Regions from separate parts of the Homo sapiens genome. Here region 2 is linked to region 1. Evidence: chromatin loops called from intact Hi-C (ENCODE). Cell type or tissue: gastrocnemius medialis. All regions are shown on one strand. Each heading gives the region's core, and the rest is flanking DNA. Links, peaks and the distances in the headings are about the cores only. Region 1 overlaps FHL2 (four and a half LIM domains 2). Region 2 has its middle 98 kb from the start of FHL2.

The links. Hi-C counts contacts between places; a loop is a spot of excess contacts. Peaks named below come from ENCODE experiments on the same cell type or tissue, not always from the same donor. Only the 100,000 strongest peaks of a DNase experiment are listed, where the experiment ranks them.
Region 2: it touches region 1 in a loop (1.9-fold over the local background); 8 of 110 quality-filtered maps call a loop at or near these places.

The regions. Positions count from the first base shown.
Region 1 is chr2:105,377,118-105,392,206 of GRCh38, reverse strand. FHL2 (four and a half LIM domains 2) reads left to right here. Exons shown (of 7, transcript NM_001318895.3): 3 at 5,667-5,846. The coding sequence starts at 5,691. It also overlaps a transcript of C2orf49 not described here. Among named protein-coding and RNA genes, the nearest start is that of FHL2, 14 kb to the left of the region's middle. In gastrocnemius medialis, for the core only: a CTCF peak has its summit at 7,820; DNase peaks (open chromatin) are centred at 4,816, 8,545 and 12,306; H3K27ac peaks cover 7,491 bases.
Region 2 is chr2:105,489,248-105,504,336 of GRCh38, reverse strand. No RefSeq gene overlaps it. Among named protein-coding and RNA genes, the nearest start is that of FHL2, 98 kb to the right of the region's middle. RefSeq lists an enhancer at 13,163-15,089. In gastrocnemius medialis, for the core only: no CTCF peak of the experiment used is centred there; a DNase peak (open chromatin) is centred at 5,926; H3K27ac peaks cover 4,833 bases.

The sequences.
Region 1 (15,089 bases), core at 4,745-12,744:
GCCTCTGTACCCGACCTATTCTTACATCTGAGTCAAAGCTGGGCTAGCGAGAGACTCAGAGATCAAAGCCTTCCCTGGGCCATCCCCAGACCTCCGAGCTGCACCTGGCACCTGCCTCACCCATTGCAGTTCCCTTGGCCTGGAGTCAAGCCTGTACCCTAAGATCCAGCTTTTTCAAATACCCTATTCAGGGCCGAAGGGGTAATGACATCATGGAATGATTTAGCTTGGTGAGGAATAAGAACTCCAGGAAACTGTGATTTGGAATTTGATTCAGTGAAATAAAAAGGAGGGGTTGCGCCTTATGTTTGGGCATCTCCCTGCAGGCTGTTGCCTGATGCTTTCAGCATTCCTGTGTACCAGCTAAGGAGCAGGAATTATTGATAACCTGTCAGGAGGGATGTGGAGTTCACAGAGAGTAAATGGATTGTACACAATTAGGTTAATAAGTCCTTGTAGAACCAAGATGTCCTACTTTTATTTGAAGAAATCATTCAGAAATGGGCTCTGATACCCTGATACATTTTTTAGGAGTCATTGCCCCCTGTCTTGCATAGTAAAGGCAGGCTTCCATGCAGTAAACTTTCACTGGGCTGTCCGTTTCTCCACTGCCTGCGAGGCATACCCAAGTCCATGAACAAGGCATCCAGGCCCTCATTGCCTTGGCTGTTGACTGGGTCTTCCATCTTCCTGGGCTCTCTGCCTACCCTACTCTGTCTCTCATGTCTCTGGCTTTGCCTACTCCACCCCTTGACCTGACCTGCCATATCACCTGGCTGACCTGTTCCTAGCACAGATAGCATCTCCTCTGGGATGCCTGCCTGCTCTCTCAGGGGCTCCTCCTCTGCGTGCCCATCATACCTGTGCACCTCCAGCACGCACTGAGTAAGGGGCTTGGTAGTCTGTTTGGTATATATCTCTTTTCCTCACTAGATAACAAGTCCCTTGAGGGGAGGGGCCTGCATTTTATTCATCTTTGTATCTTCTGCACTTTTCATGACTTTAGACACATAGTTCCAGCTCAACCAATGTTTATTCAGTGAATGAATGAGCAATCAGGTATTTATGGGATGTAAAAAATGCAAGTGGCTCATGACTGTAATCCTAGCACTTTAGGAGGCCAAGGCAGGCGGATCACCTGAGGTCAGGAGTTTGAGACCAGTCTGGCCAACATGGTGAAACTCCGTCTCTACTAAAAAAAAAAAAATACACATACACACACACACATACACACACACACAAATTAGCTGAGTGTGGTGGCGTGTGCCCGTAATCCCAGCAACCCAGGAGGCTGAGGCAGGAGAATCACTGAAACCCGGGAGGTGGAGGCTGCAGTGAGCTGAGATCATGCCACTGCACTCCAGCCTGGGTGACACAGCAAGACTCTGTCTCAAAAAAAAAAAAAAAATGCAAGTTATAGGAGATTTCTAATACAGGACAATAGGTATACTTTTAAACATGTTGTAATAGAAGGGAAGCTCTGAGCTTGCTTATTAGCTCATGGACTTTTTATTCTGATGCTCAGGGCTTGTGCAGTATGTAACTGTGTGGAACTCCTTCAGGGGCCTGCTTTCACACAGTGCATCCTGCTGTGCTCCTAGGTAGCAGCAGTTGCTCATTTTATGCTCTGCCCTGTTGGTTGGAGTAGAAATGCTCTCTGCTCTTTGTAGAACTCTAGTGTCCTCTTAGAAGATGAGGAACAAGGTAGAAGAGGGATCCACCACTCTCAGAAAGAATTCTGTAGAATTAGGAGCTGAACCACAGGGCCAAGTGCCTCCTCCCAGGTGGACCCACTGAGCAGATAGCAGCTGCTACTGTTCCTGCTGGGAGCTGGTATCACTGATAATGATATTCATCATATCACTGATGATGACATTCACCATGATGACATTCATAACCTCAGTCGTACTTTGAGCAAATGTGGAGCCCTACTTATTTTCAGAGTTTATTCTCTTAGATTTATTTTTTTATTTTTTTAGACGGAGTCTCGCTTTGTCGCCCAGGCTGGAGTGCAGTGGCACGATCTCAGCTCACTGCAAGCTCTACCTCTTGGTTCACGCCATTCTCCTGCCCCAGCCTCCCAAGTAGCTGGGACTACAGGTGCCCGCCACCACACCCGGATAATTTTTTTTTTGTATTTTTAGTAGAGATGGGGTTTCACCGTGTTAGCCAGGATGGTCTCAATCTCCTGACCTCGTGTTTCACCCGCCTCAGCCTCCCAAAGTGCTGGGATTACAGGCGTGAGCCACCGCACCTGGCCAGATTTTTTTTGTTTTTGTTTTTTTCTGTCCTGGTCCTGTAGAATCAGAGGAAGTGGAAAACACATATCAGGTATATGAGCACCGTGATCACGATTATTACCTCAGAGGAAAACAGGTGTACCCCTTTCACCAGCTGCCAACATAAATGGAGCTCTGCAGACATTAACAGAGGCTGTAGACTGTCTCCCTTCCCTAGCAGGGCTGGTGCTTGTCCTGACCCACACAGACGGCCTTTCAAGTTAGACTGGGAGTTCATTTTCTGTAAGTCAGACGGCTATTTGAGAAAGCTCAGTGGACCCTCTTTTTCATAAATATGCGTGGGCTTCAGTTTTTCCATCCATAGAATGAGGAAGTTGTCATAGATAATCTGGGGATTTGTTTCCAGCTTTTACAATTCCGCAATTTATAGTTCTCTGTCCTTTCATCGTTCTTATTTCAAATTCCCAAATTATTATTCTTATGTTTGTGGGCATGGAATGGGCAGTGAGCCTCTTGTCCCACAGCTAAATCACACCCTTTATTGGAAAAACATATATGTTGGAAAAACAGCTCTCAATTGTGATGAAATAAATGACAGCAACTTTCAAGGCCAATAACTGAACAATTACAGGAAAGCATTGAATCTTGTGCCAGCATGGCTGCTCCAACTCGAGATGGCTGCGGTACAAAGGATATTTATACGTTGGGCTTCAGAATAATAATTCAAGTGCTCAAGAGCCTCATCTTGTGATGTTATCACAAGAATGTCCAGACAATGTTTTCTTTAACTCCAGGAAGAGTGATTTAGAAGGACGGATCTTGCCGCATGTGTCCAGCTGCATATTTATTGCTCTTGGAAGAGAATTATTCTGTAAACACAGAAATATCCAAGAATGAATTCTTGAAAGATGATCTTTTCCTTGCTTACAGTTGTCAGGATCGTGTATACGCAATAGTACAAAATTACTGTAATCACAAACCAGGCGGCAATATTTTATTTGCATCAGAAGGTCTGATTCTGGCATTTCACTCGCCTATCTTTTGAAGACTGCAAATTGAACCAAGTTTTCTTAGATCCTGTGAACTCTTGCTCAGAGTTACATAGCCAACCAGTGTACCTATTTTTTTTTTTTGAGACGGAGTCTCGCTCTGTTGCCCAGGCTGGGGTGCAGTGGTATCATCTCAGCTCACTGCAACCTCCACTTCCTGGGTTCAAATGATTCTCCTGCCTTAGCGTCCTGAGTAGCTGGGATTACAGGCATGTGCCAGTAAGCCCGGCTAATTTTTTTTTTTTTTTTGTATTTTTAGTAGAGACAGGGTTTCACCATGTTGGCCAGACTGGTCTCAAGCTCCCAACCTCAGGTGATCCACCTGTCTCGGCCTCCCAAAGTGCTGGGATTACAGGCGTGAGTGACTGCACCCAGCCCAGTGTACCTATTTAAGAACAGAGAAAACTTTCCACTTTTAGCAAATGGAATATTGCCATTTATTCCTGAAGAAAATTGTCTGTGTTTTTAATGCCCTATGGCCGTTTCTCCACACCAGCTATTCCTGTGGTAGGCTTTTTCTCTCCAGGATCATTCTAACATGATTTTATAGGAATGGTCATAAGAGGAGGGCCCATCACTTGCTGCTTATTCACACTGCGTATTCATCCTAGAAAAATGCAGTGTGCCGGGCATGGAGACCCCTTATTTTAAACTTTTATTTTAGGTTCGGGGTACATGTGCAGGTTTGTTATACAGGTAAACTCTTGTCACAGGGGTTTGTTGTACATATTATTTCATCACCCAGGTATTAAGCCTAGTACCCAAGTGTTATGTTTTCTGCTCCTCTCTCTCCTGCCATCCTCCCTCCCCGCTCAAGTAGACCCCAGCGTCTGTTGTTTACCTCTTTGTGTTCATGTGTTCCCTCATTTAGCCCTCACTTACAAGTGAGAACATGCAGTATTTGGCTTTCTGTTCCTGCATTAGTTTGCTAAGGATAATGGCCTCCAGCTCCATCCGTGTTCCTGCAAAAGACATGATCTCATTCTTTTTTGTGGCTGCATAGTATTTCATGATGTATATGTACCACATTTTCTTTATCCAATCTGTCATCGCTGGGCATTTAGGTTGATTCCATGTTGTCGGTATTGTGAAGAGTGCTGCAATGAACATTCATGTACATGTGTCTTTATGGTAGAATGATTTGTATTCCTCTGGGTGTATTCCCAGTAATGGGATTGCTGGGTCAAATGGTAGTTCTGTTTTTAGCTCTTGGAGGAATCACCATACTGCTTTCCACAAGGGTTGAACTAATTTACACTCCCACCCACAGTGTATAAATGTTCCCTTTTCTCTGCAACCTCGCCAGTGTCCTGTTCCTGTTGGAAGGGCTTGAGGTGTTGCCCAGAGAGCCACTGACTGCAGCCACTGCATTTCTGACTATTTGATATCATTGTTTTGGGAAGTGAGTCTTTCCATTTATCCTGCTCTCAGGGTACCTGGGCAGCTGCAGGATGATCTTACCCGCAGGGAGCAATGATTCATCCTCAGGGACTTTGGCAGTTTTTCTTGTGCAAGGGCAGCTTGCACTCCCAGGTCAAGGGTATTAGTGCCCTCATTGCATCTAATCTCAGGTTTCCCAGGTCAGATCTCCCTCCCTTTTGCCACTGTGATTTCTTCCTATTCAAATCATGAATCATAAAGAGGAGCTCACGGAAAATCTTTTTATAGAAATGGACGTATTATTTCTATGCCTGCCTTTCTATTTTGGAGGCAGGGAGAAGGGGAAGATGCAAGGCCGGGTCACAGCCGGACAGGATGGGGGCTCTGGTGTCAGCCCTTACCTGCATTTAAAACTGAGATAGCTTTTTCTGACACAGTAAAAAATAATTTGTGCTTTTCAAGAAGTGGAATGTGACCAGGCGTGATGGCTCACGCCTGTAATCTCAGCAGTTTGGGAGGCTGAGGTGGGCAGATCACCCGAGGTCAGGAGTTTGAGACCAGCCTAGCCAACATGGTAAAACCCTGTCTCTACTAAAAATATAAAAGTTAGCTGGGTGTGGTGGCAGGTGCCTGTAATCTCAGCTACTTGGGAGGCTGAGGCAGGAGAATCACTTGAACCTGGGAGGCGGAGGTTGCAGTGAGCCGAGATCGCACCACTGCACTCCAGCCTGGGCAAAAGAACAAGACTCTGTCTCCAAAAAAAAAAAAAAAAAAAAAAAAAGTGGAATGCATTCAAACACAAAACCGCCCTAGCTAATGAAAAAAGGTGTTATCATTAAAAATTATGACCGATTAAAGGGTGAGTTTTAATTATTCATCCAGAGGAATTAGCCACCTTTCGGCTAAAGATGACAGACAGTGGGACAGTTAATGCCTTTGCGTGCACCCCTTTCAGAGAGTGCTTAATGGGACTTGGATTTTCTTTTCTTTTTGATAGGTTGCTGAAAAGCCAGGAGTCAAAATGACTGAGCGCTTTGACTGCCACCATTGCAACGAATCTCTCTTTGGCAAGAAGTACATCCTGCGGGAGGAGAGCCCCTACTGCGTGGTGTGCTTTGAGACCCTGTTCGCCAACACCTGCGAGGAGTGTGGGAAGCCCATCGGCTGTGACTGCAAGGTACCTGCTGCGGGCCTCTGCGGGTCCCCGGCGCTCCCCTAGGAAACACGGGTTTCTCTGTGGTTTGTGCTGAAGCCCTGATCCACCACTGAAGTCTGTCTCTTGAGCCCCCTCTGAGGGGCGTGGACCCTGCGTGTAGCCTTTCGGAAGCTTCTTCCCTCTAGCGAATGTGATCTCTGCCCACAAGCACTGGGTGAGGGCCTTGCCAGGACTTTTGTGCTTAGTATCTCTAAGTACATTTTCTGTATTCTAGCAATTAGTGCCCTTATCTAACTACCCAGCTGCCTACCAATACTGGAACTTTCTTAAGGGTGGTGCTCTCTTCCTCTTGTCTGTTTGCCCCGTGGTGAGTAACGTGGAGCAGGTGCTGTGCTCAGTCAATATTTGATGAATGAATGTGTACATGAGAGAACCAGAGTTGGTTCCTGGATAAATGGGCACATAAAAGCACAAAGTCCTTGGAAGATTGTGAGCTCTTTTCCTTTAATGAGAGAAGGACAGGATTTGTATTGTTTCCTTTCAATGGGGAAATGTGTTCATGGCTCTCCTGGTATGTCACAGCGTGGTTCAGCAAAGACCACTGGTCACTTGTACCAACTGCCCCGTGGTTGAGGGTGGTGAACCCTGACCTGCGCTTCTCAGCAGACTCTTGTTCCAACCTGGATTGCTGAAGGACACCCTGGGGGACCCATCCATAGCTCTGAACTCTCTGATACCTTCACCCGCAAACGGCTTCTAAAACACTCCAGTGAAACCCCTCATGTGGCTGTCATCCTGAGTGCCGTGAAACTGGCTACAAAATGGGATTCCTTTGGCATCTCTAAAGGAATTCCCAACTGAATGGGCACCAAGTCAGTTCATGGCATTTTACTATCTCTTTTCTGCTCTCGTTGCTTTGTGCTCTGTAGGGATTTTTGCTGCTCTCCTCCCTGGTCGTTAATATCAGCACATTGCCGCTGACTGATTGACTTAGGCCATGCATGCAGTTGGATCATTCTAGCACATCCAACATGTGTTCCTTCTATTTCCTTCTCTGATCACATCATTCTTAGGAAAGACAGGAATCAGAAGGCTGCACCATCACTTTCTGTTCCCAGGGATTTAGTGACAGTTGAGGGATGGTTTCCATCTTGTAGCGAAAGAGACCTCTGCCTTGAGCAGAGACGAAAGAGGTACAGCACCAGCCCCCTAAACCAATGCTGCAGCCCTGTGTCTTTTGGCTTCAGGGCAGATGCTGTGCTGAATGTAAAAGAAACGAAACTCAACAGTGGTATTGTGCCAAACCTTTGAAATACCATAAGCAAAAATAGCTGATCTGGCTACTCTAAAAGTTGTGTATCTTCCTGTATCCTGTCTTGCCTGCTGCGTGTCTCACTGCACCTGACGACTTTTCTCTGTCCCTTTTCATGTATTTAACAGGACAAGCATGAGAGCTCAGCCACCAGACTGCCCAGTTCCAGCCCAGGCTCTGTGTCTCACTTGCTGTGTGGCCTTGGGTCAGTTACTTGACCCTTCCGTGCACATCTCCACATCTATAAAATGGGGAGAACCAGGCCAGGGGCATAGGCTCAAAGCCTATAATCCCAGCACTTTGGGAGGCCAAGGCGGGTGAATCAATTGAGGCCGGGAGTTCGAGACCAGCCTGGCCAACATGGCGAAACCCTGTGTCTACTGAAAATACAAAAATTAGCTGGGCGTGGTGGTGCATATCTGTAATCCCAGCTACTTGAGAGGCTGAGGCACGAGAATCACTTGAACCTGGGAGGCAGAAGTTACAGTGAGCCGAGATCATGCCACTGCACTCCAGCCTGGGACACAGAGTAAGACTCTGTCTCAAAAAAGACCCAAAAAAAACTGGGGAGAACCAGGGGTCTGCTTCATAGGGTCTTTCTAGTATGTAGATACAAGCCCTTGCACTCGCACTCGTACTCTTCTAGCAGCTGACAGGGTAAGCTCCAGACTGCCACCTTTCTGCTGACTACTTCCTTATTCTTTTCGTGACACGTCCCTTCCACACACCTTTCAGAAGCTTCACCCTCTCTCTTTGTCGCTTTTCATTTTGGAAACATCAATAAAAATGTCCAGTTTGAGGAAGAAGTAGATAGCCCGAGAAAAATATAATTATAAAAGCTTTAGCTGGAAAAGAAATACTTACGTAGGTGAGAGGTTCAGATATCATCTGGCAAAAGGTAAGTCTCACTTTCAAGGACAGATTTTGGATATTTGGGGCTAATCATCCCTGACCAGTGGCTGAAATAAAAACAAAACAAAAATCACTTGCTGTTTCTCCAGTGATTTAGTGGAAAGACCCTTAAAAGCCGTCATCCTTCCACGCATGTTTTATGAGCAAATAAACAAGAGTCTCCCAAATGGAGCCAAAATCATCAAGGCTGCTGTCAAGCCAGGAGTGAATTGTGCTGAACTTTTCAACCCGGATTAATGTTTTGAGATACGTGGGGTTACACTGTATGATTTTGTACATTTTGGAACAAAAAGAGACATTGAGTTGAAGCGAGACCTTGGCATTTGGGGCTTTTGATGCTTTAGGCGTGCTTTTCTTGACTTTCAAAAATAATCGGGTAGTTGGGTTTGTAGTGGAAGCAATGATAGAAAAAAATGTTCCTGTTTTTTTCTGGAAGTAAAGCCCACAATCCTGGCAGGCGGGGAGATACCTGATAGAGGAACTGTGCTCTTAGGTCTGGTGGCCAATCTCTTCTCTTAAAATAGCACAGCCACCACAGGCCTCAGCTACTTCCCTCTAAAGGACATGTTCATGTGTGTGAGTTTTAAATGTTGGCATGCCTATGGGAATTAGGCTAATTTTGAGAGTCCTGACCTACTTAAATGAGACAGGCAAGACTTCAGAGCCTGTTATATAGTTTGAACATCCTCTCTATGTAGCCACTGAATTGTAATCTTTATTTCTATTAAGTTACTCTGGGAAAATGCTGTGATCTCAAAGGGTAAAGATTATTGATTTGTATGGCCAGTGTAATAGTGGAGAATAGACAATGCTAATACAATTTTATGATCCTCTGACATTACATGCTTCCTGAACCTTTTCTTGGATACCTGTTAGCATTAACAAAATATTTTCGTAGACTGATTACAGAGTTTTTGGGGGATCTGCCTACGTTCTGGGCTTCAAAAATTCAACCAACTAAAGAAAAAATAGGGCTGGGCACAGTGGCCCACGCCTGTAATTCCAGCACTTTGGGAGGCCGAGGCAGGTGGAACACTTGAGGCCAGGAGCTGGAGACCAGCCTGGCCAACATGGCGAAACCCCGTCTCTACTAAAAATACAAAAATAAGCTGGGTGTGGTGGCGTGCACCTGTAATCCCAGCTACTTGGGAGGCTGAGGCAGGAGAATCATTTGAACCTGGAAGGTAGAGGTTGCAGTGAGCCAAGATTGCGCCACTGTACTCCAGCCTGGGTGACAGAGCAAGACTCCATCTTAAAAAAATAAAAATAAAAAATAGGCTGGCCAATAACTCCAGAGACAGCTGCTAATACTGTGCATTTAACAAATTGGTGATTTTAAGCCCTGGGCGACACACGTAACCTAGACTTTGAATGTTCCATGGGTCTGCAAGCAATGCCATGAAATTGGACTGGCCACCATACCCACCCATGTGCTTGGAGGGTGCTACAAAGAGAAAAAAAAAATAATAAACAAGAACAAAAGATCTGCAGATCAGAAACTAGCATTCAGGGTTTAGTTTCTAGTGGTAGTCTTTGAAACCACTGTGTATTGCCTGATGACTTGTTCCAGGCACTTGTAAATGCCTAAACTGCATGATCTAAATTTCTCCTAACACCCTATAGGTAGGAACTTTTTTCATTCCATTTTATGGAGTAGCCGCTGAGGCCTAGAGAGGATGAGGATCTTGCCAAGGGTTAAAGGGATTAGGAAGTATCCGAGGTACAATTTGAGCCCAGACCCGGAGGGTCCTCACCTAGCATGTGATGCCACCTGCTACCTGCAGCCTCGGGCAGGACCCTGTCTATGTGACTCTCGGGCCAGATGTGGTCAGTCCTTATGAGTAAGAGATGGTGACCACCTGGCCTCAATCAAGTGACCTTCAGTCAGAGGCCCCTACTCTTCTCATGGGCCCCTTTAGATGGTGATGATTACATTGCAGAATTGAGGCTCAAGTTGTTTCACAAACTCTCTTTCCAGCTTTTGTAGCTAATAGGAAACATTGAAGTGATGATCAAATTGGCTGTAAAAGTCTCAGTTAATGTTTGGTAATGGACAGAAATGTTCAGTGATATTTTGGCAGAAAGCAACCTGGCAGGGCTCTGAAATAGGAGACGAAGGTTTTCACACATACAGGTTAAATCTAGATGCCCCTAGTATATTTTGGAAGGTTTCTGACCAAGCCTAGTGAAAGGTGTAAGGTCAGGTTTGAAAAACCCACCCTTCTGTCCTCGGTGTAACACAGGCCTCCCTCGCTGGTCTTTCTGGACCCTTTTCTGGGAAGAGCACCTACTCCAGTCACATTCTCAGGGTCCAGCCTGCCAACCTGGTGCTTTTTTATTTGTTGGGGTGGTTTTTAAGTTCTCAATGAGCAAATTACCTTCTTGGATCTTCTTCCGTGTAGAATTTGTCCACAGAGTTTGTAACGAGCACTGAAAACGCGTATTTATTTGGATTTCCTCCTAAAAGACAAAAATCTGTCTGTGAAGGGAATTTAATCAAGCAGGGTCCTAGGATCAGAAGCAAAGCTGTCTGGATGGATTTCATGAGAAGGGCCTGTCAGTGCACGAACTTGGCCTGTCAGTGCATAAAACCAAAAGTTCAGCCACAAGACATAGCAGCAGAGGTGCACAGCGCTCAGCAGTGACCTCGCATGCACCGAGGCTGGACCCCGGAACCAAATCTCCCTGGCTCCACCTTTGACAAGCTGCGCGAAGGGGACAAGTCCTGCCACCTATAAGCCTCCGTTTCCATGTCTATACACTGGGGTTCCTAGCTCACGGGACTGTCGGGGTAATTGAGTGAGTTAACGTCTAGGGAGCACCTGTGACATGCCAACACAGTGCTGTCATTTCTGCTGTTGTCCATTTTTCTGCATCTTTATTTGTAAGGATTTGAAAGAATGTACAGTTGGAAACCTGATGATCTCAAGCAGAAAATATCTTTTCATAACGCTGAGCATGAATGACATGAGAATCCATGTCTGAAGTGAAATCGTATGGATCTGAAGAATGGTTGGTGCCAGCCCTGGTGGAATGGGGTGCGAAGGAGGGAGGATGAGAGCCAGACGTTTCAGTCTGGGTGACCCTGCCACCCAGAGCCACCTTCCATTAACTGAGGGGTCCAGGGCTCCCTCCAGGCCACTTGCCACTAAAGCTCAGCTAAAGTCTCAAAAAGGACACATTCGGAGCCAAGCAACAGGCACAGCCCATGTTAGGAATGTTTCTGCAATGGAAAAATACAAAACCAGAAAGGAAGTGTGTGGGCCTAATCGTACATGTTTATCAACATTTTACTGCAATGTATGACATTTCTGTGAGCACAAGATTAGCCTTGGTATTTTTTTCTGGGAAGTATAAAAGACTTTTTTTTTCTTTCTTTTTGTTTTCAATTTCTCTCTAGAGGAATTTAAAACCGGATATTTCCATCTTAAAGTTCTTGAGCAAGTCTGTCAAGGTGTCCATATTTCTTACCCTGTTCCTCTCAGCATCGAAGTGCTATCTCTGTTACACTCATGTTTGCTGTTCACAATGGAGTACTAATGAAATAGCAAAATTAAGCTACCGGCATGGTGCTAATAACTGAAACTAAAAATCGGTTTGGAGCTTTTCTGTTTGGAAAGAGTCACTTGAGCCGGGCGTGGTGGCTCATGCCTGTAATTCCAGCACTTTGGGAGGCTGAGGCAGGAGGATCACTTAAGGCCAAGAGTTTGAGACCAGCCTGGGCAATATAGCAAGACCCCTGTCTCTAAACAGATAGATGATAGATAGACAGACAGAACAGATAGATAGAAGAAAAGAAAAGGGTCACTTGGCACTAGGTCTTCACAGGTAAAGATTCAGAGTGTGATAGGAAGCACAGGCTCAGGCACCCGGGTCTAATCAATGACAATCTCGCTTCTAGGCCTTTTGGTGGCATTTTCTAGTCTACCTCTAAGCTCTAGGGAATCGTGTGGCTAAAATCTTCCCTCCTGCTGAGACTCAGAGAATACCATGTTGGCCAAGATCTCTAAAACAATCAAACCTGGCAGTATTGAGTTACCTTCCTCTTATCATAAAGTCTTTCCTCACTTCCTCCTTATTGTGAACTTTCTTAAGAAGCGAGTCCAGGAGGAAGCAGTGACATGAATTTATTAACTTGACTCAGACTTCTAAAGACAACACAAACTGGGCGCCCCATTCAGAGAGTGACAGGGAAACCCCGTGGCATAATTAGTTACCTACGAGTTTCCAAATAGGATTTGGAAGGAGACATACAAACTAGGTCGCCGGCGTGGCACATGGCTTCCCTGAAGCCAGCATTGCCCTGGCCAAGGAAGCTTTGCAGAACAGATGAGATTTCAGCTGGGACTTGCAGCCAAGTGGGATTTGGCCTTTTGGGGAGAAGGGAAAGGGCATTCAAAGGCCAGGGACAGAGTATGGTCAAAGGCATGGAGATGAGGAAGAGGGGACCAGAGCAGAGGGTCAGGTTGGAAAGCGAGTTGGGGTCAATCTGCAAAGGGGCTGACGTGCCAGGTAAAAAACAGGAGCACAGTTTAGTTTTGTCGGATCATTTCAGGTGGAAGGGCAGTGGGAATGTTGGAGAAAACACTTTTTGGTGTCGTTACATTGAATCTGCTCATCTATAAGAATAAAACTTTATTTCATAGAGTTATCGTATGGCTCAAAATAGGTATGAAGAATTAAGAAAAAGAATTTTAGATTTAAAATGAAAAAGCACCTACAAAAGTAGAGTGGTAGAGTTACCAACGTGGAGCTTTAAGGTGGCAGATATTCTCATTGATAGGACTGTCTTCATAAGGAAATGTAGGTTCAGCAAGTGACACATTGAGGCAACTCTTCTCATTATTAGCTGTGGTCTAAATAATGACTTATACTAACATCCATTGAGCAATTGTAATACATACCAGCAACTGTTATACATGCTTGTTACAGCCAGTAGTGGGTCCATTATTCCTGCTGTACAGGTCAGAAATCTGGCAAGAGAGGTTCAATTACTTCCCAATGGTGATGTACGTGGCATAGGGCAGAGCCAGGATTTAAGTTTAGTCAATCTGGCATTTGGGCCCTTGAATTGAACCCCTAGGGTGAAATAACCAAGCAATTTAATCACGTGCTCCTGGGATCCCAGAGGGGCGGGCGCTTGACCCACAGTGATACAAGAGATGTGGACTGTGGGACCTCATGCTCTCCCATCCTGCTTGCATGCAGCAGGCATTCAGGCATTTCTGGCCCAGGAAGCCCACCACCCTGTACTGCAGCAGGGAGGTGGGCCAGTTCTGTTCCCACTGAGGACCCACCAACAACAATGATGCAAGCTTGTTTACAGAGTATTTTTAGTTATTGTACACCACAAAACTTAAGAACGTGAGCATAGGTTAATATTTATCTTCAGGGAAAAGAGTTTCCTTTAGAAGGTTTTAGAATTAGGAACTGCTGCACGCATATTCACTCAGGAATGCTTGTGTGTGCAGTCATAAAGGTAGGCTGAGAGAAACGTTGCGGAGCTGAGTGCAGATGGCCCCAGGGAATGATGCCGAGATAACGCAGCCCTGGGCAGGCAAAGGCACTTTGTGGAAGGCACTCTGTCTTTTGTTTCTTAGGACAAAACCTGGATCTCTGCATGCCCCAACCCGAATGGGATGGGGAGCACTTTCAGGTGTCCACTCTACACCAGCCTGAAGGGAAAGGGCAGCATCTGGCAGGAGCCAAGGCGAAATGGTTCCCAGGGGATATAGCAGACCAGGTTGTCCTGAGAGAATGCGGCCTTCACCTTGCGAGGTGGGATCCGATAGAGCAGGGTGTGGGGGGACAGGCTGCGCCTGCAGAAGGTCTCCAAGTCTTGCATGGATGCTTAGTCCAGTAACATGTGGATAATATCCACATTTAGAGGGACAGTTTCAAGTGTCACGTGTCAATGAATCAGTCTTAAACTGTAGCTATTGCATTTTTGTGCCATAAATATTAACTGTAGGAAAAATGGAATTCTGCAGTGCCTTGGACCCATGTGCATGTCTTAGCCAGCTTTTCCATGTCTGTGCAGGCATGCTGATGTGCTCTTTCCTCCATCTGGGGACTTAATGACCGGAGCACTGGCTGTGGTGACATCTAGTGGCTTTGCTTTCCTGTTGACCTTGGAGATTTCTCTCTCAGTTTTTCTTGAAGGTCAGTCCCAAAAGGCAAATTTTCTAGAAATTGTATTTCTCTTCCCTCTCTTGTCACTGATAACTTGCCACCCCTCTGGGCGTAATGCCTCCTCCCTGGGCAGGGCAGCCACCATGTAAAAAGCAACTATCTTCCCAGAGAGAGGCCAAGGATCTCCTCCCCTCTCCCTGGCGCCTACTCCTTCAGGTCTCTTGTCCCAGCCAGACAGTGACTCTTGGGTCATGGAAAACATTCTGCAGCTTTTCCCCAAACGAGCAGTCCTCTATGAGGTGGCTCGCCTGCACAGGGGGACAGAGGTAACTTCTGAAACGGTGTTTTTTACCTGCTACATAACAATCAAAACTTACTTTTTTTTCTTTTGGAGACAGTTTCACTCTTGTTGCCCAGGCTGGAGTGCAATGGTGCGATCTTGGCTCACTGCAACCTCCACCCTCCACCTCCCGGGTTCAAGATTCTCCTGCCTCAGCCTCCTGAGTAGCTGGGATTACAGGCATGCACCACCACGCCTGGCTAATTTTTGTATTTTTAGTAGAGATGGGGTTTAACCATGTTGGCCAGGCTGGTCTCGAACTCATGACCTCAGGTGATCCGCCTGCCTCGGCCTCCCAAAGTGCTGGGATTACAGGCGTGAGCCACCTCGCCTGGCCAAAACTTACTTTTTTATTCTTTTAATTATGGTAAAATACACAGAACATCACACTTACCTTCTTAACCACTGTTAAGAGTACTGTTCAGTAGTAAGTGCATTCAGATGGCTGTGCAACCAATCCCCAGAGCTTTTGCTTCTTGCAAATCTGAAATACTACCCCCATCAAGCCCATTTACGCCTAGTATTCCATTAGTGGAATGCTAAGCATGTGGGAGTTATGTATATCTTA
Region 2 (15,089 bases), core at 2,726-10,725, 110 kb before region 1:
TATTTTTGTTTTGAAAAATATTTAATTTTCATAAAATATATACCCTGTAATGCAAACATATAATGGGTTTATTGTTATGTTAAATGGACTATTTTTAATATCTCAGTTTAAATTTCAAATATATTAAATATCAGTACTGTAAGCTGTTTGCATGCTCAATAATTTTTAAAACCATCAAGGGGTCTTAAAACCAAAAGGTTTGAAAACTCTTGGCCTAGTAGCTATGCTTTACTTCTTGACTGGACTGAATTCTCTAATGATTTTCTATGGGCAAAGCCCTCCAAGGCCCTGGTTTTCTCTTCTCTGGAAAACGGTGGCTCATGCTGGTGGTGCACCCAAATTTGCTCTGTTGTATGTATGATGATGATGTCAATGGACGACCACCATGGGAGGGGCATTGTCTAGAGCTGCCATCCTCTGGGGCTGATGCTGACCAGCCTTGTTGGTGCCACCATGGTACCAGAGGCTTCTAGAGACGGAAGACTTCAGGGAGCAAAGATCTCACACAGACTCATTTAGGATGGCATGTGACGTACCCCTGTAGTATGGAACCATAGCTCCCTCTCTTCAAGGCAGATTTGAATCCTGCTTCTGCTGTCTACTATGAAACCTTGTACAAGTTGCCTAACTTCTCTGAGCCTAAACAATGAGGAAGATAACACCAACTTTCACAGGTGAAGAAACAAGGCTTTTGACTAGAAAACTTTGACGTTTCCTTTCAGGTCCACTTGATACTATTACTTCCTTCCTTCCTCTTCCCTGGTCCTTATGATTTGAGAGGCAAATACATCCAAAAAGTGCTTTGTAATGCCAAAATGCCCAGAGCAAACTGAAGAAAGCAGTTTCACAAGGAAATAAAAGAAAATATCATCAATCCCTGAAAACACATGGAAGATGGATACGTATATTCCAAGATGCCAGGACTGTTCACTAGTGGAAGAATAGCATCACGGTAAAACATATTTTAAAAAACAAAAACTTCATACATCTCTGGGTCCTGATAGTCATACACTACCACATTCCCAAAGGCTCCCTTCCCAGGGTGAGAGCTCAGGTTTTCTGCCCTCAGCCTAAGAAGTTGGCTTCTTCATCTCACCAGCAAATAACTAAGGACTGTGACTCTCTAGTGGTTTGAAGAGTCATGCCTTTTTGCCTTTGTAATGCCAACCGACTAATGAGAACAAGGGTTTTTGGGGAGAGAGCTCATCTCCAGCTCAAATAACCATAACCACAGAGGAAGAGATGAATAATAAAGAACAGTCAGAGTAGCAGCAGATTGCTAACAAACCTCTCTCCTGCAAGCACAGCCCCTCTCCTATGGCCTCGGGGATGCTTGGAGGTGTGATGAAAATACAAATGGGGTAGGGTACTTATAATTGTAGATTAATGCTCATTCCAAGACTGAGATCAACTGACCCAAATGTTTATTTGTTTTTTTGAAAGTATTAACCTTTCACCTTTGTGAAAAGCCTTAGGATATGTTTGTTCACCACTTAATTTCAGCACCTAGAACAGTGCTTGAAACATACAAGTTCAAAACATATTTGATAAACTACTGCATGATTTGTTTTAAGTTCCCACCAACAGAAAGTGATGAAACTATCTAATCAATTTTTCTTCCATATCTAGGCATCTAGGCACTAAACTTTTGCTTAACTATTCTTAAAGCATACAAAATAGTCACAAAGAACTTGCCATACTTGTAGTTCAAATTAAATACAATGCCCAGGGTCTGGCCCGAAGGAGCTTCCAGAGTGACTCTACCATTTTATATTAGACCACAAATGTTCAAGAGATCCAGTTTCTCTGTTACGTTACCAGCATTTGGTATTGCCATTATTTTTTTATTTTGATTTCCACATGTTCAATGCTAGTATATTAAAATACAATTGATTTTTGTATGTTGGTATTGTAAACTGAAACCTTGTTAAAAACTCATGTATCGGTCCTAGACAGTTTTTTATTTTTTTGTAGGTTCCTTAGGATTTCCTACAAAGATGATCTTATCATCCATAAATGAGGATAATTTTATTTCTTCTTTTTTGATGTACAGGTTTTTAATTTCCTTTTCTTGCCGTATTGCACTGGTAAAAACTTCCAGCACTATGTTGAATAGCAGCAGTGAAAGAGGACATTCTTGCCTTGTTCCTGATCTTAGAGAGAAAACAATGTCTTTCTCCAGTAAGAACAATGTCTACATTTGGTTTTGATATCAGGGTAGGACTAGCTTCATCAAATAAATAGAAACGTGTTTCTACCTCTTTTATTTTCTAGAAGAGATAGTACAGAATTCTTTAAAATAAATTTGGTGTAATTCCCCAGTGAAATGATTTGGGCCTGGAGATTTTGGGTAGTGAGGGGTGTGGGTGTTAAATTTGAAATATTATTTTCTTTTTTTAAAATTTTTTTCTTTTTTTCTTTTTTTTTTGAGACAGAGTCTCACTCTATTGCCCAGGCTAGAGTGCAGTAGTGGGATCTCGGCTCACTGCAACCTCCACCTCCCAGGTTCAAGTGATTCTCCTGCCTCAACCTCCCAAGTAGCTGGGATTACAGGTGCCTGTCACCACAACCAGCTAATTTTTGTATTTTTGGTAGAGACGAGGTTTCACCATGTTGGCCAGGCTGGTCTCAAACTCCTGACCTCAAGTGATCCACCTGCCACAGCCTCCCAAAGTGCTGGGATTACAGGAGTGAGCCACAGTGCCCAGCCAAAAGTCTATTTTCTTAGTAGTTGTAGAGCTATTCAGATTATCTATTTCATACTGGGTGAGTTAGTTTGTGTGTCTTGAGGAATTGATCAATTCCCTCTAAATTGTTAAATTTGTATTTAGAGTTGTCTATAGTATTCCCTTATCCTTATGGTGTCTGTAGGGTCTGTAGCAATAGCCCCTGTTTTATCTCTGATCTTGATATTTAATGTCTTCCCTCTCCTTTTCTTTGTCAGTCTTGCTAGAGGTTCATCCATTTTACCGATCTTTTCAAAGAACCAGATATTTGTTTCATTGATTTTCTCTGTGGTTTCTGTTTGCAACTTCATTTATTTCTGCCCTTATCTTCTTAAATTTCCTTCCTTCTATTGCTTTGGGTTTATTTGGCTCTTCTTTTTTTACTTTGTTGAAATGAGAACTTAGATGACTGATTTGATACTTTTCCTCTTTTCTAATGTATGCATTTAGTGCTATAAAATTTCCTCTTAGCATGGATTTAGCTGTGTCCCACAAATTTTGGTATGTTGTATTTTTTTATTCAGTTCAATGCATTTTTTATTTCCTTCAAGACTTACTCTTTGACCTATAAATTATTTAGGAGTGTGATGTTTCTTTTCCAAGTTTTTGAAGATTTTCCTCTTAACTTTATATAAGTGGTTTCTAGTTTGATTCCATTGTGGTCAGAGAACATACTCTGTATGATTTCAATTATTTTATTTTATTTTATTTTATTTTTTGAGACAGAGTCTCACTCTGTCACCCAGGCTGGAGTACAGTGGCACAATCTCAGCTCACCACAGCCTCTGCCTCCTAGGTTCAGGTGATAGTCAGCCTCCTTGGTAGCTGGGATTACAGGCATGTGCTACCACACCCAGCTAATTTTTTGTATTTTTAGTAAAGATAGGGTTTCCCTATGTTGGCCAGGCTGGTCTTGAACTCCTGGCCTCAAGTGATCCACCCACCTCAGTCACCCAAAGTGCTGGGATTACAGGCATAGGCCACCACACCCAGCCTGGTTTCAATTATTTTAAATGTATTATGGTTCATTTTTAGGTCCAGGATGTGGTCTATCTTGGTATATCTTCTGTAGGTGCTTTAAAAGATAGGTAGTGCTGTTTTGGAGTGGAGTGTTTTATAAGTGCTGAATAGATCCTATTTGAGGGTAGTATTTTGTTTTTCTACGTCTGTACTGGCTTTCTGTCTAGTTTTTCTTTCAGTTTTGGAGAGAGGAGTGTTGAAGTCTCCAAGTATAGTTATGGATTTGTCTGTTTCTCCCTTGAGTTCTATCATTTTTGCTTCACATATTTTACAGTACTATTATTGGGTGCATATACAGTTAGGACTACTAAGTTTTCCTAGTAGTAGAAAAACTTTTACCTCCCATCCCTCATAAATTTTTTTGCTCTGAAATATACATTATCTGGCCAGGTGCGGTGGCTCATGCCTGCAATCCCAGCATTTTGGGAGGCCTGGGTGAGTGGATCACCTGAAGTCGGGAGTTTGAGACTAGCCTGACCAACATGGAGAAACCTCGTCTCTATTAAAAATACAAAATTAGCTGGGCGTGGTGGCGCATGCCTGTAATCCCAGCTAACTCATGAGGCTGAGGCAGGAGAATCACTTGAACCCGGGAGACGGAGGTTGTGGTGAACCAAGATTGCACCATTGCACTCCAGCCTGGGCAACAAAAGTGAAACTCCATCTCAAAAAAAATAAAAAATAAATAAGTAAATAAATAAATAAACATTATCTAAACTTAACACAGCCACTCCTGCTTCATTTAAGCTGATGTTTGCATTGAACATCTTTTCTTATCCTTCTACTTTGCTAGGTTGCCCATGCCCACTTCTTGGTTCTTTGGCTCAAGAGAGCAGGCCTTTCTTGGGGCATTTTTTCTTCTCCCATTAGTGTTTCTGGGTTGCCAGCTTCTCCAAAATCTACTTTGGTATCTGTGAGACAAAAACTCAGGAACTCACTACTACGTTGTACCTCAAATCCAAAGGTCCCCAGGCAGAGCTGAAGTAAGGCTGTCATCCAAGGCCCTACTTAAGAAGCAGATCACAAGGTACACGACTGTGGACAAAACAACTGTGAAAACCTACAGGACATGCAGCAGTCAAATGGAAAAGATATGTCCCCAGCAACCAGAGGGCAGAACAAGCGCACCCAGGGATTCCAACAACTTGGTTTCCCCAACGCCATGAGGTTGCCACATAAGCAACCACTCATCCCTATAGAGAAGCAGAAGAGGAAGAGAGAAGCTACCTGAAAGAATATGACCTTTAGAAGGAGAGATTAAACACTTCCTAAATAAACTAATTCAGATATTGGATCAAACTGAGTTTTTAACCCACTTTGATGCTGAAATAATTGGGTTTCACTGTGAGTGGGAGTACAGAAGAAAGCCAGATGTGATGTAGGCCAATTAAAGACATTACATTTTTTTTGACATATCCCAGGTCAAAATTAGACTTTCTAGGTGTTTTTTAATCTAGGTAGTATAATCTAGAATTATACTTACCTAGGTGATTGGTGAATGTGGGAAGCTAGGAGGTGATGTGACTTCTGTCTTTTGTAGTCTCTACGATAAAATAGTTTGGGGATTTTAATTTCATTTGGCTTTCTCATGGGTAGTTTCCACTCTTGTCTTTTCCTTTTCTTCTTTTTTTCATTCTGAGCTCTCAGACTCTTCACAGATATTCCTAATTCTCTACAACTGTAGGAGTATAGAGATGACATTTTGCATCGCAGGATGTCTTATACTATTAAAATGTCTCTTATTTCCAAGCAAAGTAGATTCAGAAATTCCCAGTGTTTCAACTGTTTCAAGGAGTGGGGACATGTGTTATTCTGACTGAATTTTGATTCAACAAATCTTTAAGGACCTATGTGTTAGCCACTGGGCCGAATACTTCCCAGATGGTCTCATCTCAATATAACAGCCCCGTGACGACCTTATTAGCCACCTGAATTTCAGATAAAGAACTTGAGAGGTGAATGGACATGTTCCAGGCCACTCGGTCAGTGTGTTGCAAAGCTGGACACCTCACAAGTCCAGACCGCTTCCTACCCTCCAAACAATCTCCTTTGGACAATTCAGAGAAGGCTTTGCCTGTGTTCCCTTCTGTTTCCATTTCAGAACTCTCAAGAGTACAGACTTGACAAGAGAAGTGGCTCCTCAGGATGGGAGCCAGTAGCTATTCTCAGCACTGTCCTGTTGGCCAGATTGACTTGGCAAGACTGTCCCTTCACCCCTGCCTTCCTGTGCTGGGTCAAGAGTGAAGGACACTGCCTTTGGGATGCTCTTTTAAGATCCTCAATAAACCTGCTTAAGCCAGTTATTTTTGATGTGTGCTTCATGTGATACTTATTTCACCTATTTTCTATGCAAAAACCCCCATTTTTTTCTATGCAAAACTATTTTATACTAAAACATGCTCATAACATGAAATGACATTGATATTTGACACTTATTGCTGATTTTGCTTTAATAACATGTCTGTTTTTTTTTCCCTTTCTATATGTATCTAAACCTCTAAATTTAGAAATAGGATCATTTGTGTTGTGATTTTGAGCTCACAGTGGGGCATGAAAATACCCTATTTGAATTTGAGAAGGTTCATCATTTGACTGGGAAGGGGGTATGCAGGTGTGAACCAGAATTAGGTTACTGAGATTCAAAGAATTGTTCTGATGTTTATTTGAGATAAATTCTTAGGAACAGGCTGGGCACGGTGGTTCACGTCTGTAATCCCAGCACTTTAGGGGGCCGAGGCGGGAGGATCACCTGAGGTGAGGCGTTCAAGACCAGCCTGGCCAAAATGGTGAAACCCTGCCTCTACCAAAAATACAAAAAATTTAGCCAGGCGTGGTGGTGGGCGCCTGTAATCCAAGCTACTTGGGAGGCTGAGGCAGGAGAATCTCTTGAACCTGGGAGGCGGAGGTTGCAGAGAGCTGAGACCACGCCATTGCAATCCAGCCTGGGCAACAAGAAAGAAACTCCATCTCAAAAAAAAAAAAAATTCTTAGAAACATTGTTCCTCGGGAAGGGAACTTGGGTGGGAGTGAGGAGGCTCATGTTTGTGATATCTAAAATGGGAGATTGGAAGGAGATTCCAGAGATAGTGCAACCAGTTGACAAAGTGATTCAGTTGAACCACATGAAGTTCCCATGTTGACCTTAAGACATGGCAATTGTATAGCGTTTAACTGAATGGCATGAAAAGGGAAATAGGAGGGAAGGGAGTAGAGGGAGAAAGAAGGCAACGGAGGCCAGGAGGACAGGGACTGCCGAGTTGTAAGAGTTGTAAGGCCACTCCCATCAGACAGCTCTTGGGCTAGGCAAGGAATGAGTTACTCATAGTAATGGTAAGGACAATTCAGAAATTATTTAGGGACCTATTCCAGGAAATACCAGAGGAACAAAGAAGCAAACTAGTTCCAGGAGATTCATTTATCCCTGAAATTGAAGGGTGGATCTGAAGCCTAGTAGGAAAAGTCGCTTTGTATCCAGAGATCTTTGTGGCTTCAAGGATGGAAGTGTGGCAAAGAAAGAACACTGTCCCCAGGAGGACTGAGCAGACAATGAGGATAAACAGTGCCTTTGAGACCAAATACAAGCACACATACACGTGCACACATGTGTATATAACATGCAACCCAGGCCATGTAGTTTGCTCATTACATCGCCTGTATCTCAAGATTCCCTCATTCCAGTAAAAGGCCTGACCATGTGTGTGCTGGGTGTCAAAGGACAGGATGGTCTGGACAAAAGGGCAAGTGAAAGGCGGCAGAGCATCAATCCAGGGCTGGGGGCTTTGAGAGGGATTTCCTCACCCCTTCTCCTCACATCCCTGTAGCCACGATGGGTGCAGGGAATGTCACATCTGAGAAAAGGCCATGGAAAGTCCCACATCCTGGGATCCAGCTGCCCACCTGGCTCAAAGTTAGACGGTTGACAGACATTGATCCCAACTGCCAGTTGGATCCTGATTCACCACCCCTGAGAATTAAACTAGAGAGAGAGTACTTCACACTGTGAGCACAAAGAGTACAGACAGATGGCCTTAGACTTGCTCAAAATATCTTCCCTAGGGTCTCTCATTAGGTAGCAGGCTGTCCTTTCCAAGAATGTGTTTATCAAAAAGGCGACTGGAAACTTTGCTTTCTCTAGAACTCTGTTAACATGCAACTTGAGATAGCCACACATGCCTCTGTTTGGAGAACAGAGGCTAACTATTTATAATAATAACGGCTGGGGCCATCGCCTTCCCTCTGGGGCCTGCCTGCCCAAAAGGTTAGGACACATTCATTTGTCCCTACATGCCAGGGTGAGGCTTCTTTGCTGCACAAGCAGCAGAATGAGAAGACTGCAGATCCTAACTACAAACCCTTCCTTGCAAGTGTGGGCTTGGATGCTCAGATTAGGAAAACAGTCTAATGAGTCCCAGAGAGGCAACTGTTGTATCTCTACCCTCCCAGGGAACTCAGCCATGCAAATCCCCGATGCTTTCAAGGTCTTTCTACCCCTAGAGAGAGTAGGAGAAAGCTTGGCTTATTTCTACTGCAAGAGGCTGGCAGAACGCAAGAGAAAAACAAAGATGCTTCTGTATTGAAGTTTTAAAATCTCAAGATAAGGCTTCCATCGTGTATTTAGATTTTTTTTTTAGCACAAGAAATTAGATCTTACACTCACTGAAGCAAAAGGGATAAGAAGGATATTGCTCGCTCCATTTCCAGCAGATCACCTGACATTTGACTTAGACATTCTGACCTCAGTTCAGTGTGCAATTAATTATCAAGCCTGAATTTGTGAAATAGTACCAGAGAAAGCCTGATAAATCAAAAACACAAAGCAGGCTGGGCATGGTGGCTCACACCTGTAATCCCAGCACTTGGTGAGGCCAAGACAGGTGGATCACCAGAGGTCAGGAGTTTGAGACCAGCCTGACCAATATGGTGAAACCCCATCTCTACTAAAAATGCAAAAATTAGCTAGGTGTGGTGGCATGCACCTGTAATCCCAGCTACTTGGGAGGCTGAGACAAGAGAATTGCTTGAACCCAGGAGGCGGAGGTTGCAGTGAGCCGAGATTGCACCATTGCGACAGAGTGAGACTTCGTCTCAAAAAACAAAACAAAACAAAACAAACAAAAAACACAAAGCAACACAAAACTGTGTAGGTTTGTCCTCCTTCCATGTTGCCAAAAGTATAACCACAAAAGAGCTTAAAATGGGTTTTCATTTTTAGACCTTACTTCTTGGAATAGAACATGAAATCCTTGAGAAGTTTCTAATCTCTGCACATATGCCTGATGTGTAATGCCCTCGTGGGACCATGGTCTGAAGGGGGCCTTCACACACAGCTCATCACCTCTGAAGAACCGTCAGCAAAGCAACTGACTGAGAAGTCCCAGGATCTGGCTGCCTGTGACGGGCCCAGAGGGTGTGGATTTGTGAAAGCAACACCCTAGATAACAGGCGATAAAAAGCTGCTGCTTGTCTTAGGAGAGAGTTTAGCAAAATTACAATTAAAATTGTGTCTTAAAATAGGAAGATTATGGTGTCTCTGTAGATTCTATAATGAACTGATATTGGCTGATTGGGGCCAGAAATCCAAAAGTAAAAAGTCTGAAAGCACACTTTTCTGAGTAAGGAATTGATACAGGAGGAGGCAGGGAAGTGCTGGGTAGAGAAAGGCGGGTCCCTGGTGAGGGCTCCACCCGGGGCCTGTGCCCACGGACCTGGGTGAGGACAGGCACTCCTGCCTTCTCGCTCAAATGTTGCTTTCCCAAGACCACCCTGGCCCGCAACACCCCCATCCTGTGCCTATTAAAACCCTGAGACCCAAGGGGGCACACACACAAGTGGCTGGACGTTGAGAGGAGCGGATCGGTGGAAAGAAGACACAAGCAGCTGGATGTCAAGAGAAACACACTGGCGGAGGAACACGCAAGCGGCTGGCTGTCGAGAGGAGGTTGGTAGCACACTGACAGGCACTGGCGTGCCCGCAGGCAGTCGACTGGCAGAAAAATGTAGAGTTTGGCCAGGGTGGTGGGAGGAGAGCCCAGGCCACTGAGTGTCCCCACTCCAGGGGAAAACCATCACCCTTCTGGCTCCCCCATCTGCTGAGAGGTACCTACACCCAATAAAACCTTGCACTCATTCTCCAAGCCCACCTGTGATCCGATTCTTCTAGTACACCAAGGCAAGAACCCAGGATACAGAAAGCCTCTGTTCTTGTGACAAGGTAGAGGGTCTAATTGAGCTGGTTAATACAAGCTGCCTATAGACAGCTAAACTAAAAGACCACCCTGTAACACACCCCCACTGGGGCTTCAGCTGTAAACATTCACCCCTAGACACCGCCATGTGGTTGGAGCCCCACAGCCTGCCTGTCTGTATGCTCCCCTAGAAGTTTGAGCAGTGGGGCACTGAAGAAGTGAGCCACTCCCCCATCGCACACCCTGAGAGAGGGACAAGGGAACCTTTCCTGTTTCAGAATCATCCTTTAAACCATAGCTCTATTTGTAGGTCTTCTTTCTCAAGCCACCACTATAGAAGTCCATTTTCTCATCCTTGGGCGTAGCTTTAGAATCCAGTTTGGAGGCTAAGTAGTTCAAGAACATGGGTTTTGGAGTTAGGCAAAACTAAGCTTGAATTCCACTTCTGTCACTTAGTACTGCTTACGTAGAATTTAGCATTTTGCTTCACCTCCCTGAGCCTCTGTTTCCTCACCTCCAAAACAAGAAAACTGTATCATAAAATTGTAAAGACTAAACAAGATAATCTACATAAAGAGCATATCACTCACAGTAGGTGCATATAGTGAGTGCTTCGTGGCACCAATTACCACCAGTCCCACATGGGGATAGTCCTCGGATCTGGGGAAGCCACTTCCCCCTCCTCATTTCTGGAGCTCATTTCTAAGGCTCCTCCTCTCTCAGCCTCATCCTCTTCTCTTCCATTTCCTACTCTATTTTCCACAACAACAAATGTCATGCTTTTTTGCAAGATAATCTCTGGCAATAGAGATGGTGTTGTACAATGTTCAACCAGGAATGTTTATTTTAAAGAACATTTTAGAATCTAGTCCTACATATTTGTACTTCAGGCTTTAGAAAATCAAAGTTTTGATTCTTACTTTTCAAATGTAGCATTGAACATTTAATACTCAATTAAAATGAATTAAAAATAAATCAAAGATGGAGCTTGATTTTCTTTCCAAAGGCAACTTTATAAACTTATATAAAATGAGTAATAGCTGCTGCTGTGAGAAATAAAGGGGACTTACCTGAGGTTTCTGCAGCCATAAGGCTTATGAGTGTATAGCCAAAGATAAAAGATTTAAGCAAAATCTCTAACATGAAAGGCAGCAACACACACACACACAACCCAAGACAAGTTCATAAAAAACAGAAAATATAGAAGTAGAAGGACATTAAAAAATGAAGTTAATATGCTGGGAGGTAAAGGAAGACTTTGTATTCATGGGACAGGCAGAAGATTCAATAAAAAGAAACATTCAAAGACCAAAATGGAGCTTTAAAAAAAATAAAATTGTGATAGCAGAAATAAAATTCAGTTAGAAGGATTGAAAGTTAAAAATTGAAGAAATGTCCTAAAGGACAGAATAAAAAGGCAAAAAATAGAGAAAATAGAAAAGAAAAAATAGGAACATTGGTAGATCCATTGAAGATATTAGAACTTCTAAAAAGGGCAGATAGAGAAAATGGAGGTGGGAAAATAATCAAAGATAAAACACAAGAAAATTTTCCAGAACTGAATGTGACATGTTTCAAGACTGAAAGAATCCCAAGTGATTCAAACCAAGACTCATCATGGTAAACTTTGAGCCCCAGAACCCCAGGGACAAAGAGGACTTCTACATTTCTCCAGAAAGAAAGAAGTAAAATTAACCAGGCAAAATTCAACAGATGCAAATGAAAATGGCATTCAATTTCTCAACAATGAACTGGAACTTAGAGGACAATGGAGAAATACCTTCAAAATCCTGAAGGAAAATAATTTCCATCTTAGAATTCCATACCTAGCCAAATGACAGTTATATGTGTGCACAGACTAAAGTACTTGAGCATTCACAATATCAGAGATTTTATTGCCCATGCAGTCTTTCTCAAGAAGCTATGTAAGATATACACCATGCAATCCTATGCAGCCATAAAAAGGAATAAGATCATGTTCTTTGCAGGGACATTGATGGAGCTGGAAGCCGTTATCCTCAGCAAACTAAGGTGGGAAAAGAAAACCAAATACTGCATGTTCTCACTTATAAGTGGGAGTTGAACAATGAGAAAACATGGGCACAGGGAGGGCAACAACACACACTGGGGCCTGTCAGGGGTGGGGTCGGGGGAGGGAGAGCATTAGGAAAAATAGCTAATGCATGCTGGGCTTAATACCTAATGCATGCTGGGTTGATAGGTGCAGTAAATCACTGTGGCACACATTTACCTATATAACAAACCTGGACATCCTGTACACGTACCCCAGAACTTAAAACAAAAATAAAACATTAAACAAAAAAAGAAGAAGCTATGTAAGAAAGTATTCTACCAAAATGAGTAAATGTTCAAAAAAATTAAAAAAGAAGGTTTAAGATCCAGGAATCAAGAGATACAACCCAGGAGAAAGGAAAAGGAATTCTCACAAGGGAGATGAAAAGAAATTCTGCAGCTAGAACGCAATCAGTGCAGTTTGGAACAGGATGACAGGGGGACTCTAGAAAGGATGTGAAAAAGGGTGGGTTGGATTAAACTGATAGACTCTCAGTTTGTTAGGAGATGTACATTCCCAGTGCAGAATTTGAAAATGAATTAATGACAGATAATAAGCAAGCAAATAAGGAAAAAATGAGTTAATTGTTAAATCTATAAAACACAACAAGAAAGGAAATAGAGTCATGGCAAAACAAAAACAGAACCAAGGCTCAGTGTGTATAATATTCACAGAGTCATAATGATAATCACCATACACTGATTTCACAAAAATGTTTGCTAACGCCATATTGAAAGCATGGGAAGGCAAAAGAAAGAGGAGAGCGTGAGGAAGATAGTGAGGTTTAAATTAATCAATACCTTATTTCCCACAAGAACAAGACGGTAAGAGCTAAATAACATTTTAAAATCAAGAAACATATGAAAAATGTTAAAAGCAAGAAATAGTAGTATAAACAACTTACTTGATAAATGGAGCTAAGTGTTCCATTTTATCAAATAACTTGTTTGTACTACCTGGTTTAGAAGAAGCAGATAAAAGAATTTGAAGTTATTGTCTCTGGGAATAGGAGTTGAGAAGTAAAGCATGGAATTGTCCCTTTCCATTATATGTTGTGTAAAATTATTCTGATGTCTTCCAGGAAGACATGAGACCTATGACTCAGATGCAAAGGTCTCCATGATGACGGTGAAAGTAAGGAGAACAGGTGGGTCCAAGTTCCAAGTTGCAAGGCAATTTGATTTCATTCAGAGAAGTATTGACATTGGCAAGGTGAACTGCAGGCCACAGTAATGCAGCACAAGTGCCAAGCAGAAGGCACATAAGTGGGTCATTCTAAGCTGCTTTAATTGAAAAAAATAAGTAGAGTCCCTGGCTTTGTAGCTGTTTATCCAGAAAACATTTGGGCAGGAGGGGGTTAAGTTTTAACCATCAAACAATGACCTCCAAAATACAGGAATCTACTCATTGGCCACATGACTAGAACACCAAGGCAATGGGAAATAATGGTTCTCTGCACACTGCCCCGTTGGGAATACTGGGCTCAGTTGGGGTTTAACATTTCCAAGAGAATGTTAGATAGGGAAAACCCTCGTAATAAAAAAAAATTCATGTGCTACAGGACATGGCTGAAGTCAATGAGGATGTTAAACTATAATACAAGAAGATAAAGGTGGGATACAATTATTATTATAAAAATTACAGAGCTGTTATGTAGATGAAGTGTAACTTGTAATGAGTGTTTCTGGAAAACAAAACATTCAAAACCCAGTTCAGTCACCTGCAGAACTTTCAGCTGAATTTGAGGCTTTGCTGGGTACTCTCCTCATGTTCTGCCTATTTCATTGTGGTTGTCCCTTTGTGGAACAGTCACTGGCTGTGACCTCGTGGGAGGCAGCATGTATCTTTAATTTACCTCTGTGTCCCCAGCTGCCAGTGCTTTGCTCGACACATGGTAGGGACTTCCAGCCAGAAAGCCAGTTGATTCTGGTTCAGTATAATTTTGGCTCAAAGAGTATCAAACGATAAGACAAAGTCAACAATGGACTGAACTATCCGGTGAGATGATGAGTGTTTAGTCACAAACATAATCAAGAAGAATTGGATTCCTCTCACTGGGTAAAGGGTCATAGATGACCTCTCAGATCCCTTCCAGCTGAAGGAGCTTTCAATTAATATTGATGCCACTCTGCTGTTAGAATCCCAGGCAGTCTCTCTTGACAGTGAATCGCTTCCACATTTTTTATCTTTCTCAGGTAGAGAGAGAGAAGAGGATGAGATTAGGGGAATAAGTGTGGCCAAGGTGAGAACTCACTTTTGTCAATAGCCCTTAGAGTGTTCTCAGACTTCCTACAACAAGATCAATAACATCTTAGATCAAAGTGATATTAGGGATTTTAAAAGATTTAAAAGGAAATATTTAAAGGGAAAGCAAAGAGATGGTCTGGGTGACAAAAACACTTGAAATAGGGCAGAGGGAAGGAATAAGGGAGTTCCTTTTAATTCAAATTCCCCATATCTTGAAGGCCTCTGTTCCTACCTACCAGATCACTCTATCAGGATCTGTAGAACAGAAAGAACTGGGGAGAAGACAACAAGGAAATTATGGGTGGTAGGGCTGCCACACTACACAAGGCCAGGGGACCCTATTAATCTCCTCGTTGATGGGAACGGTGCTGTCTGGCCTTGAGCAGTGCACACTCTGCACAGCAGGACATGGTAGCCCTGGTGAGATAGGAATGCCAGCTTGATAAGGGTTTGTTTAATACTTGCTCAGAAATGAGGAGGGAGAGATTATTACTAAAGTCCTGGAAAAACAACAGCAGTAGCAACAACCAGCTGCCTCAAAACTTAATCAAGTTTAAGGTGTCCTACTTGGTAGGCTATTCTCAGTTATATTTTCTGTCCTAATCTTGGAGGTTATGATACCTGTAGACACAGCCTAAATACTCTTTCTTCCTTTTCTTTCTGTCTGTCTTTCTTTCTTTCTTTGCTTTTTCTTTCTCCTTTTTTCTCTTTCACTCTTTCTTTCTCTTTCTCTTTTTTTCTCTCTCTCTCTCCCTTCCTTTCCTTCCTTCCTTCCTTCCTTCCTTCCTTCCTTCCTTCCTTCCTTCCTTCCTTCCTTTCCTTCCTTCCTTCCTTCCT